2 separate regions of the Homo sapiens genome follow, and region 1 is linked to region 2. A link is an interaction called in ENCODE POLR2A ChIA-PET data of the cell type or tissue named here. Cell type or tissue: IMR-90. All regions are shown on one strand. Links, peaks and the distances in the headings refer to the core of each region. The heading gives the core; the rest is flanking DNA.

What was found. ChIA-PET counts read pairs that join two places held together with the same protein. Peaks named below come from ENCODE experiments on the same cell type or tissue, not always from the same donor. Only the 100,000 strongest peaks of a DNase experiment are listed, where the experiment ranks them.
Region 1: POLR2A ChIA-PET joins it to region 2 with 8 read pairs; 5 of 35 experiments call an interaction of 5 or more read pairs at or near these places.

What each region holds. Positions count from the first base shown.
Region 1 is chr1:211,384,618-211,390,073 of GRCh38, forward strand. All of the region lies in intron 1 of LINC00467 (long intergenic non-protein coding RNA 467), which reads left to right. Among named protein-coding and RNA genes, the nearest start is that of LINC00467, 4.6 kb to the left of the region's middle. In IMR-90, for the core only: no CTCF peak of the experiment used is centred there; a DNase peak (open chromatin) is centred at 2,484.
Region 2 is chr1:211,570,164-211,575,619 of GRCh38, forward strand. SLC30A1 (solute carrier family 30 member 1) reads right to left here. Exons shown (of 2, transcript NM_021194.3): 2 at 1,405-5,456. The coding sequence ends at 5,225. Among named protein-coding and RNA genes, the nearest start is that of SLC30A1, 6.3 kb to the right of the region's middle. In IMR-90, for the core only: no CTCF peak of the experiment used is centred there; no DNase peak of the experiment used is centred there.

The sequences.
Region 1 (5,456 bases), core at 935-3,434, 190 kb before region 2:
GAATATCTGATAAAATCTGTAGACCCTCCATCAACAGAGGATTGGGTAAAGAAAATGTGGTGGTGTGTGTGTGTGTGTGTGTGTGTGTGTGTATGCCATGGAATACTATTTAGCCATTAAAAAGTCATGTTTTTTCAGCAACATGGATAGAACTGGAAGCCATTATCCTAACCGAAATAACTCAGAAAGCCAAATATCACATGTTCTCACTTAAAGCAGGAGCTGAGAAGTGATGGGTACACGTACATATAGACACTGCAGACTACAAAAGGTGGGAGGATGGGAGGGGGGTGAGGGTTGAAAAGTTACATACTGGGAACAATGCTCACAATTTTGGTAATGGGTACACTAAAAGCCCAGGCTTCACCACTGTGCAATATGTACATCTAAGAATTCTGCACTCGTACCCTCTAAATATATAAAAATTATGTTTTTCTGAGACAGTCTTGCTTTGTCACCCAGGCTGGTGCAATCTTGGCTCACTGCAACATCTGCCTCCTGGGTTCAAGTGATTCTCATGCTTCAGCCTCCCGAGTAGCTGGGACTATAGGTGTGCACCATCACACCTGACTAATTTTTGTAACTTTAGTAGATATGGGTTTTGCTACGTTGGCCTGGGTGGTCTCAAACTCCTGGCCTAAGCAATCAACCCACCCCGGCCTTCCCAAGTGCTAGGATTATAGGTGTGAGCCATGAGACCCAGCCTAAAAATAAATTTTTTAAAAAAGCTGTAGATCTTGCTCTGGAAATAAAATTCACATCCATACAACATTTTATGCTTAATTTTAGGAGATTTGTTGACTACTCCTTCTCAAATTTAAATGTTAAAAACCCTTGATTTAGGGAAAAAGTATTATTCAGAACACCAGAACTAAGCCAGATGTGGAAGGCCTTTATCTTGTGGGCAGTGTTGAACCATTTGAGGTCTAAAAAGATAAATCTGGTAGCAGTATGAAAAATGCATGACAGTGGGAAAAAGCAACGAGACTAGTTAAGTGGCAGGGGAATCATTTAGGTAGGAGACTGTGCCAAGCAGTATTGGGAATGAAGAGAAATCAGAAGAAGTATTGACAAGGACAAATCAAATATCTGACTGGATATGGAATTGAAAGAGGAAATCAATGATAACAAGGTTCGAGGATCAGTTATGCTGCAGGTCTACCTTGTCTTCAGTATTTTATTGAAGTCATTCCTATAACATCTGTGCTAGTGCTTGCTTCAGTAGCACATATACTAAAATTGGAATGATACAGAGAAGATCAGCAAATAAAAATTTAAGTACAAATTTAAAAAAGAAACAAACATACGTGCTCTAAGAGCACTCCCAACCCAACAGACATTAAAAAGGATGAGGTAATACACGAACACCTCTGTACTTATAAATTTGATAATGTGAGAGAAATGGGCCACTATCAAAATTACCAAAACTCACCCAGGACAAAATAGGTAAATGAAATAGTCCTATAAGTATTAAAGAAATAGAATTTGTGAGAAAAACGAACAAACAAAACGACAACCAAAAAACAAACCCTGGCAAGAGTCTTCTTGCCAGGAAGAAAAAAAAAGAATAATAACTTTAAAAAAAAAGAAAGCTCCAGGCCGAGATAATTTCACTGGCAAATTTCACCAAACATTCAAGGATGAAAAAATAACAGTTCTCTTACAAGCTCTTTGGATCGTAGAAAAGGAAGAAACACTTAACTCATTTTATGAAGGCAGCATTTTCTGGATACCAAAACCAGATAAAGACAATACAAAAAACAAATCTAAAAGTTAAAATCCCTCATGAACAAAGATACAACTTCCTCAAAAAATAATAGCAAATTGAATTCAGCAGTATATTAGAAAAATAGTACATTGTGACGAAGTCTCATCCCAGGAATTCAATATTTGAACATCATATAATCCTCCATATTAACAGACTAAATAAGAAAAACTACATGATGCTATTAATAGATGCAGAAAAACACTTAAGAAGATTCAGCATTCATTCATTATTCTTAAAACTCAGCAAACAAGTAATAGAAGAGAACCTAATAAAAGTCATCGACAAAACCCATAGCTATTGTTATATTTAATGGTGAAAGACTGAATGCTCTCTACCCTCCAAGATTGGGAACTAGGCAAGGATGTCTCTTCCACTACTGTTTAATATTTTACTGGAAATCCTAGCAATTATAGTAAGTCAAGAAAATGGGAGAAAAAGCATTCTGATTGGAAAAGAAGAAATAAAATTATATTTGCAGATGACAATTATATAGTAAGTCTCAAGAAGTCTATTTAAAAAGCTGGTAGAGCTAACAAATTTAGCAGGTTACAGGATACAAGCTTAACATACATAATCCTATTTCTACACTAACAATGAACCGTTGGAAACTGACCCACTCTCCTCCCTCACAAATGAAATACTTAGGCAGAAATCTAACAAAGTATGTGTGGGATTTGGAAACTGACCCAATCTCCTCCCTCACAAATGAAATACTTAGGTAGAAATCTAACAAAGTATGTGTGGGATTTGGAAACTGACCCACTCTCTTCCCTCAGAAGTGAAATACTCTGGTATAAATCTAACAAAGTATGTGTGGGATTTGGAAACTGACCCACTGTCCTCCCTCACAAGTGAAATACTCTGGTATAAATCTAACAAAGTGTGTGCGGGATTTGTGTGCTAAAAACTACAAAATGCTGATGAAAGAAGACCCATAGTGTTCATGGATTGGAAAATTCAGTATAGTTAAAATGTCAGTTCTCCCTAAATAGATCCATGAATTTGATTACAGTCAAAGTCCAAGCAAGATTTTTGTAGGCATAGGTTACTTGATTGTAAAGTTGATAAGGAAAGGTAAAGGAACTAAATTAGCAAAAGAGTTTTTAGAACGAAGAGCAGAGCTGAAGGATTCACATGACCTGATTTTAAAACCTAAAATTCTTTTTTTTTTTTTTTTTTTTTTTTTGAGATGGAGTCTCGCTCTGTCCCCCAGGCTGGAGTGCAGTGGCAGGATCTTGGCTCACTGCAAGCTCCGCCTTCTGGGTTCACACCATTCTCCTGCCTCAGCCTCCTGAGTAGCTGGGACTACAGGCACCTGCCACCATGCCTGCCTAATTTTTTGTATTTTTAGTAGAGACGGGGTTTCACTGTGTTAGCCAGGATGGTCTCCATCTCCTGACCTCGTGATCTGCCCGCCTCGGCCTCCCAAAGTGCTGGGATTACAGGCATGAGCCACGGCGCCCAGCCTAAAACCTAAAATTCTTTAGGAAAACATAGAAGAAAATGTTTGTGACATTGGGTTAGGCAAAGAATTATTAGGTAACAACAAAAGCAGTATCTATGAAGAAAAAGATCAATTGAATTTCATCAAAAAATATTTTGCTATATAAAGGGTACCGTAAAGAGAATGAAAGACAAACCATGTTAGGAGAAAATATTTGCAAATCACATACTTGACCAAAGGCTTTTATATCCAGAATATATAAAGAATTTCCAAAACCTAACAAGAAACCAAATAACCCAATTAAAAAAATAGGCAAAAAGTTGGACACTTCGCCAGTGATATACAGCTAGCAAATAAGCACGTGAAAATACGTTCAACATCATTAATCATTAGGGAAATGCAAATTAAAACCAGGAGGTAATATTAAACAGTTACCAGAATGGATAGAATTAAAAAATAATACCAAGTCCTGACAAGGATGTGGAGCAACTAGAACATTCATGCATTACTACAGCCACTTTGGTGAACAGTTGTGCAGTTTCTTAGGAAGTTAAGCATACACTTACTATGTAACCCTGCAATTCCACTTTTGTGTGTTTATCCTAGGGAAATAAAAATTTACGTTAACACAAAAATCTGTAAATGAATGTTTATAGCAGCATTATTTATAATTGCCCAAAATGTCCTAAAAGGTTGTTTCAACATTTGAAAATTAATCAGTGTAATCTACCATATTAGCAGACTAAACAAGAAGAACTACATGAACTAAATGTCCCTAAGTGAGTGAATGTGGATAAACACAGTGTGGTACATCTTCACAATGGAATGGGACTGGGTAAAAAGGAACAAACACTGATATATGCAGTAGCTTCGATGAATCTCAGGTGTGTTATATTAAGTGAAGGAAACCAATATCAAATGGTTAAATACTTATGATTTCATTTATATGACATTCTGGAAAAAGTAAAACTAAACGGACAGTGAACAGATAGATGAGTGGTTGCCCAGGGTTAAAGGTGGGGAGAGGGTCTCACTACCAGGGAGTAGCATGAGGAAATTCTTTGGGTATTGGAATTGTTCTGTATCCTGTTAATGGTGGTTACAAGTATCTATGTGTGTGTTAAAACTCTTAATACTGTACACACGTGAATTTTACTGTATATAAATTTCAGTAAATTTTACTGAAAAATTTTTTAAGAAAAAAACCAATAGTCTAGAATCTCATTTTAAAAACTCACCCCGACCTCAGTAATTCCTCCAACCACTATGCCATTTTTCTGCTTTCATGGTAAAATATAGTTTATTGTCTTTTATTTCCTCACTTCCCAATTCACTCTTTTTAAAAAACTTTTAAAAACATTTAGCAACATAATATGTGCACATGATTAAAAGATCAAATTGCATGTAAGAGTTGATAATGAAAAGCAATAGTCTCCATCCCACCTGCTTTCTCCTCTTTCTGGATCCACATCCCTAGAGACAAACACCGTAAACATTTTTTATGTTTAGTTATTTTGGTGATTGTTTCTGCATTTCTAAATAGTATGCCCATACTGTTTTTTCTCAGTCAAATTTATTTATTGTCCTCTGAGTTTCTGCTGTGATAGATGAGGGCTCATCTCAATTTTAACAGCCTCTGCTCCTGCTGGCTGCTTTCTCCACAGATTTCATAAAGTGTTTTTATTTTCTCTTTTGTTTACTCTTGTAGACTTAAGCAATTAATATATATAAGCACATATTTCTTGTTCTATCACTATCACAAGTTTTATCACTCTCTCTTGATTTCATAGGATATTAGCATTCCTTTCCCGCTACCTTTTCTTTTTCTTCTCCACCTTTCGTGTCCTGACAGCTCTGCCTTTACATTTATAGCATTATAATTGGATAAGTTAACTTTTGTTCTATAACTGTTATGAACACTTCAGTGTTTTCCTCTGTAAATTGGATTCACATGTTAAAAACCAATGAAAATAGTTAGGCTCAGTGGCTCACATCTGTAATCTGAACACTTTGGGAGACTTAGGAAGGAGGATCGCTTGAGCCCTGGAGTTTGGAGCTGTCATAAGCTATGATTGCACCACTGCATTTCAGCTTGGGCAGCAAAGCAACACCCTGCCTAAATAAATAAATAAGGTAAAAATAAATAAAATGAAAAAATAAAAACTCAAAATAACATTTTATTGTGACTTTATAAATATTATTCATTGCAAGTCTCAGGAATGTGCCTAGGTTATATTTCTCTTG
Region 2 (5,456 bases), core at 1,884-4,383:
AAAATATAAGAAGAATGTGTGTGTGGAATCAATTGAAATGTAGTATATGTACATGTGGACATGTGTATTTGACTTTTAGCATTGAATTATCTGGTAAACTGATTTGTCTTCCTGTCTCACTTTGCCTACATGTCATTCCAAATATGTAGAGTACCTTTCCCACTTTCTTATTTATCTACTCAAAAAATTATTGATAGTGAAATTGGTAGTGTCGTCCTTTCCTATGAAACCAAATTTAAACTAGTTGTCATGGCACTTTTAACCTTTATAATCTCTTTATACCTCTCAACCCCTTAACTTTTTAACCTTTTTTTTTTTTTGAGACTGGGTTGGGCTCTGTCACCCAGGTTGGAGTACAGTGGCACTATCTCGGATCACTGCAAACTCCATCTCCCCAGCTCTAGTGATCCTCCCACCTCAGCCTCCTGAGTAGCTGGGACTACAGGCATGCTAATTTACCACACCTGCCTAATTTTTGTATTTTTAGTAGAGATGGGGTTTCCCCATGTTGGCCAGGCTTGTCTCAAACTCCTGGCCTCAAGTGATCCACCTACCTCAGTCTCCCAAAGTGCTGGGATTACAGGAGTAAACCACCATGCCCAGCCCTGGCTAATTTTTGTATTATTATTTTTTTGGTAGAGACCTGGTTTTGCCATGTTGCCCAGGCTGGTCTCGAGCTCCTAAGCTCAAGTGGATCTGACCCACCTCAGCCTTCCAAAGTGTTGGGATTACAGGCATGAGCCACCCTGCCCAGACCCCCAATTCTTTATACCACTATTCCTGCTCCCTTGCCTCTCAAACCCTACTCCTTTCCACTTTAACCTACATATCCTTTCCAAATTTTTTTTTACCTCTTCTTTGGAATATCTACTGTATATAGATCAATTCCTTTATCTACTGCCATTTATTGTCAGTTGATTTTTTCAACTGTTGTCTCACAGCCCAAAATACAAGTTCTTTAATGAATTTTTTTATGAAACTACATTTGTGATAGTCCTGAGGCTCATAGAACCACAATAATATACTATTGCGTTAAGAATTTTAGATGATTTACAGGTGTAAAATATTTAATAAACCTTATTAGTAACTATGCTTATAAATAAAAAAATAGCAAGTGCCAAAAGCAGCAGGTTAACCACAACTATATAATCTATAAGCTTAATGCTTATAATAAAATTCAAAGCCACTGAGTATTTCATATTAGTGAGCCTTTGCAGTGTTACCCTTTCAATTTTTAATTGCAATTTTTGCTTACATTTTCTTCCACACCCATCTTGTAACCTAGTCACTCTGTACACTTGCAACATTTGTGTTAAACTGAAATTTCTCTTTCAATTATCTGAAATCCAACTCTCTGTGTAACTAAGCCTAGTATCGGAGGGGAGGCCATATGCACAAATGAAGTAGATATTAAAATTAGTTTATTTTTCTACTTAACTTTTAATAAATGAGAAGAAACACAGTAGTCTGTCTCATATAGAACATTTATAATACATAACAATCCATAAAGCCTCATGGTGAGGTAGGAACAGCTTTGGAAAATAACACACAGTCATGAAAACATACAAAAAGTTAGGTAAAATGTTGCAGCACTAAAGATATTTTATCTGCATCTGTATTTAATGAGATGATAACTGCATTTAACTGGCCCACATCTGGCCCAAAGGACAGGCAACAGAAGACACAAAACAACACAACATATAAGTTTCATAATCACAGAATATACTGATACACTTCATTGTGCTGTTTCAAGGCAGAACCATAACATGGCAATTTGTGTCTTTTTATATATATATATAACCACATATTAATTGTATGTTACATTCCCTCCAGCATCTTTTTGCCAAAGACACTGGACCATAAAATTTTTGGTTTAAAAGTTTAAATTGAATAACATACAAAAGGCTCTTGTGCCAGTGAAAATGACTGCTAAATATTCCAGAGCTTGTTAGTAAAACAAAATAGCATTACCACATAGTATCGGTAGAGCTACATCAAAATAGTGCTATTATAATCCCAATTTCAGAGACGTGAAACACTGTATGACACAGTTTCAATTTTAAAAATGACAAACAAAAAACCCCTACACCTTCCCAAGAGTTTTAACACTGTTTATGACTTAACTGAAACTCAGTATTAAAATAAATATTTTTATATTGTAGAATTACTCTCCATATTTGTGTGAACATCTTAAGACAGCAGGTTAATGACATTTTTATCATTCAAATGATATCTGCTTATACACAGTAAAAATCTTCAACTCAACACCAGTTAACATACGAAATACTTCACATTAGGTTCCATAGGTCTTTTCCCTCAAAACTGTCAAAAATTCAAAATTAACTTAAGGATGTTAATAAGACACAAACGGTTAACACAGCCTTCTACCTACTGTGATTTTCCAAGGTGCATTTGATGGACATTTTTCCTATTCAAGTTACATACCTTAGTTATTCAACATACTGTTCTCTAAAATGTTAAAACACATACAGCAAAGTTTTTGAGGATTCTGTTTTTTAGGTTTTAGTCCATAGTTTTACAATGCAGACATCCTTCAGAAAAAACTAAGCAATCATAAAAGCTAAAAGGTGACAATGGAGAATTAAATCTCTCATCACTAAGGCTGCATTTGGCTTGGAAAAATTTCTTGGTTTTAATTCAGGCACATGCAGCACCTCCTTTTCACTAAACTGAGACAACAGACAAGTTTCTAAACACATATTCTACACTGATCTTGCTCAAATATAAAAGAGCCAGCAGGAGAGATGCAACTCCTAAAACTGATGCAGTGTTATAAAATAGCATATTTAAATATTGGGTTTAAGTCTCCTAATAATTCAGAGTATTTCCCTCATTTTCTTTCAGAAAGGAATAAGCTATTTTGAGAAAGACACTTAAATCCTACAATATTTAAATACAAAAGCATGTCTTTTTTAAAAGATAATGCTAATATAGCTACAATGGGTTAGAAAGTGCATTGTAAAGAAATAAATAATTCTCTGCTAAAACTCAAAAGGTGAGTCAGTGCCCACTGTTTCTGCCGACAGTCATTTGAAAAAAGAAAATCCTATGGTACCACCATTATATATAAGCTACTTAAAAATTATGAAAAGTGAAATAACTCAAACCTAAAGGCTGTTATCTTCAAAGCACTTTTGAAAAACAAACAAACATAGCCCTTGTCCTATGCTTATATACCATTTTTTAAAATCCTCATTCAGTTGATGTCTTGTACTTAGGTGTCATGCCATCTTTAAGACACAGACCTCAAGTAGAGCATTTGTAAAGAAAACCTCATTGAATGTAATATATTTTATCAGTTATCTTTGTATCATTGCTGAAATGTTTATGTAACAAATTGATATCTGAATAAAATGTTCTGTAAAGTATTAAATCAGGAATGTACATGATACAGTACAATTCACAGCTTTCTCTTCTTGTTCGCCCAGATGAGATCCCTCAATTTCATGTTTAAAAAAAACCACCCAAACCTTTTCGCAAAATTCAAGGTAACTATCAGTTTAGGAATTGAATTACACAATATCAGATAAGAATATTAAAAGATCAAGATGTATTGCAAACTGGCAGGTTATGGTTTTGGCCCATTATAGTAAATGTGAACTTACAAACTGTGTTCCTAAAATTACCATATTTTCACTGGAAAAAATCAGCTGTTCTTAAATAGGCCCATCGCCAGCAATAGGCTTATACTAGGAAAAACACACACCACAAAAGATCATCCCTTTAAAAAGTAACTGTCAAATCCTAACACTTTTTCCTCTTACAACCCATTAAACAATGAACTATTTTAAATCCCAAAACGTAGCCATCCCAAAAGTAGTCAGCTATAAAAGTAGTCAGAATACCTTGTTTCTAGAAAAATAGAGCTATACATAACTGATGCTAATATTAATCCTTTCAAGGACAAAAATCTAATTTTGTCACAAAGCATACCCTCTATCAAGAAAAATATAACTTAAACACCCTTAAATATTTGTGTTGGATTTGAAATCTATAGCAATAATGAAATAGCCACAATTTTCTGTGTAGATATTGTGGCATCTTGCAAAATAAGCCACTATTGGAAGATCTGAGTATGTGAAGACAGGATGACTTACAAAATCTTAATTAATTTTGCTTTAATTATTAATTTTGCTAAGAATTTAATATCCAAACTGCATTAACCTTCTGGTTTTCTTTCCTCTCAAGTCAGTGACTCTTAGAAAGCACAAACATTGCTGGTTGTGCTCAAAAAGCTCCATTTAAATCCATTCATGATTGGTTATCATGAAATGACCTTGAAAATTTTTTTTCAAACGCCCGGTTTAAAAGATTACATTAATCGTTTGCGTTTAGCATGTAATTATTAGGTGTCAACATCCTTAAAAATACTTATATATTTTGTAAATAAACTTGCAGCTCAATGTTTTTATACCAATCTTTCAAAGAAAGTAATGCTGGTGAACATGTCCAAGTTTCAGATTAACTTTGGTAGAATAAAAAGTTGAAATTCTCAAAATAATTTAGAAATGTAGTCTCAATATTATCATACAATAACCTAAATATTTAGTTTGGTAAACTTTCTTCCTTGCTCTTACTACCCCATTTGCCCCATTGTGTGTAAACTGTAGTTCAATTTGTTAATTATCTTACTGTTTAATAGCCAGCAATACAGAATACAGGATAGTAACTGATCTTATTTCCTACTAATAGCCATGAGTCACTCTTAAAATATGCTGCCATTATGCTATGTAATGATCTCAAAGGGCAATATCACCTAAAATGTCAAAGGAAACAAACTGTTGATGATTTTAAAGTTCTATCAATTATAATTCTAATAAAGTATAACACTGGGGGAAAAGAAAAGCAGAGAAATTCCAGTAACAATTTTATTTATCCCCCTAATTTTTATCATGGGAAAAATCCAGAAATCAAATGTCATTATGTTATATAAGGTTTAACTTACTTTAAACAAAAATGTAACATAGTGTTAAAACTGGCTTTCCAAAACAGTCACAGCATAGCTGTACTCTGTACTAATAATCACAAAATTGTAATATAGAACTCTGTTATGCAGTCCCATTATGTTCTTACAAAAATAGAATTAAACTGTGTGACCAGACAAGGACTTCAATTACACTACTTGGCAAACTTAGAATTTCAGTGGAGTCTTTTTCCTCTTGCAGTTTAAAGCAAAAGTCAAATATCACATCTTTTTCAAGACTCACAAAGATGATTCAGGTTGTTTGTTTGGCATGTTTTTAATCTCTATCACAACAGCAGGGATGTTTTCAGCTTTAGTCCTCCTGGGCTTCTTCTCTAGATTGTTACTAAGTTCTAAACAAGAAATGCTAACTGCTGGGGTCTTTTCTGCATCCTTTCCAGAAGGGGCTTGTGGTAGTGTCCCACAACATTGCTTCAAAGCACACTGGGTTCTGCAGGCAAGTTCACACGGA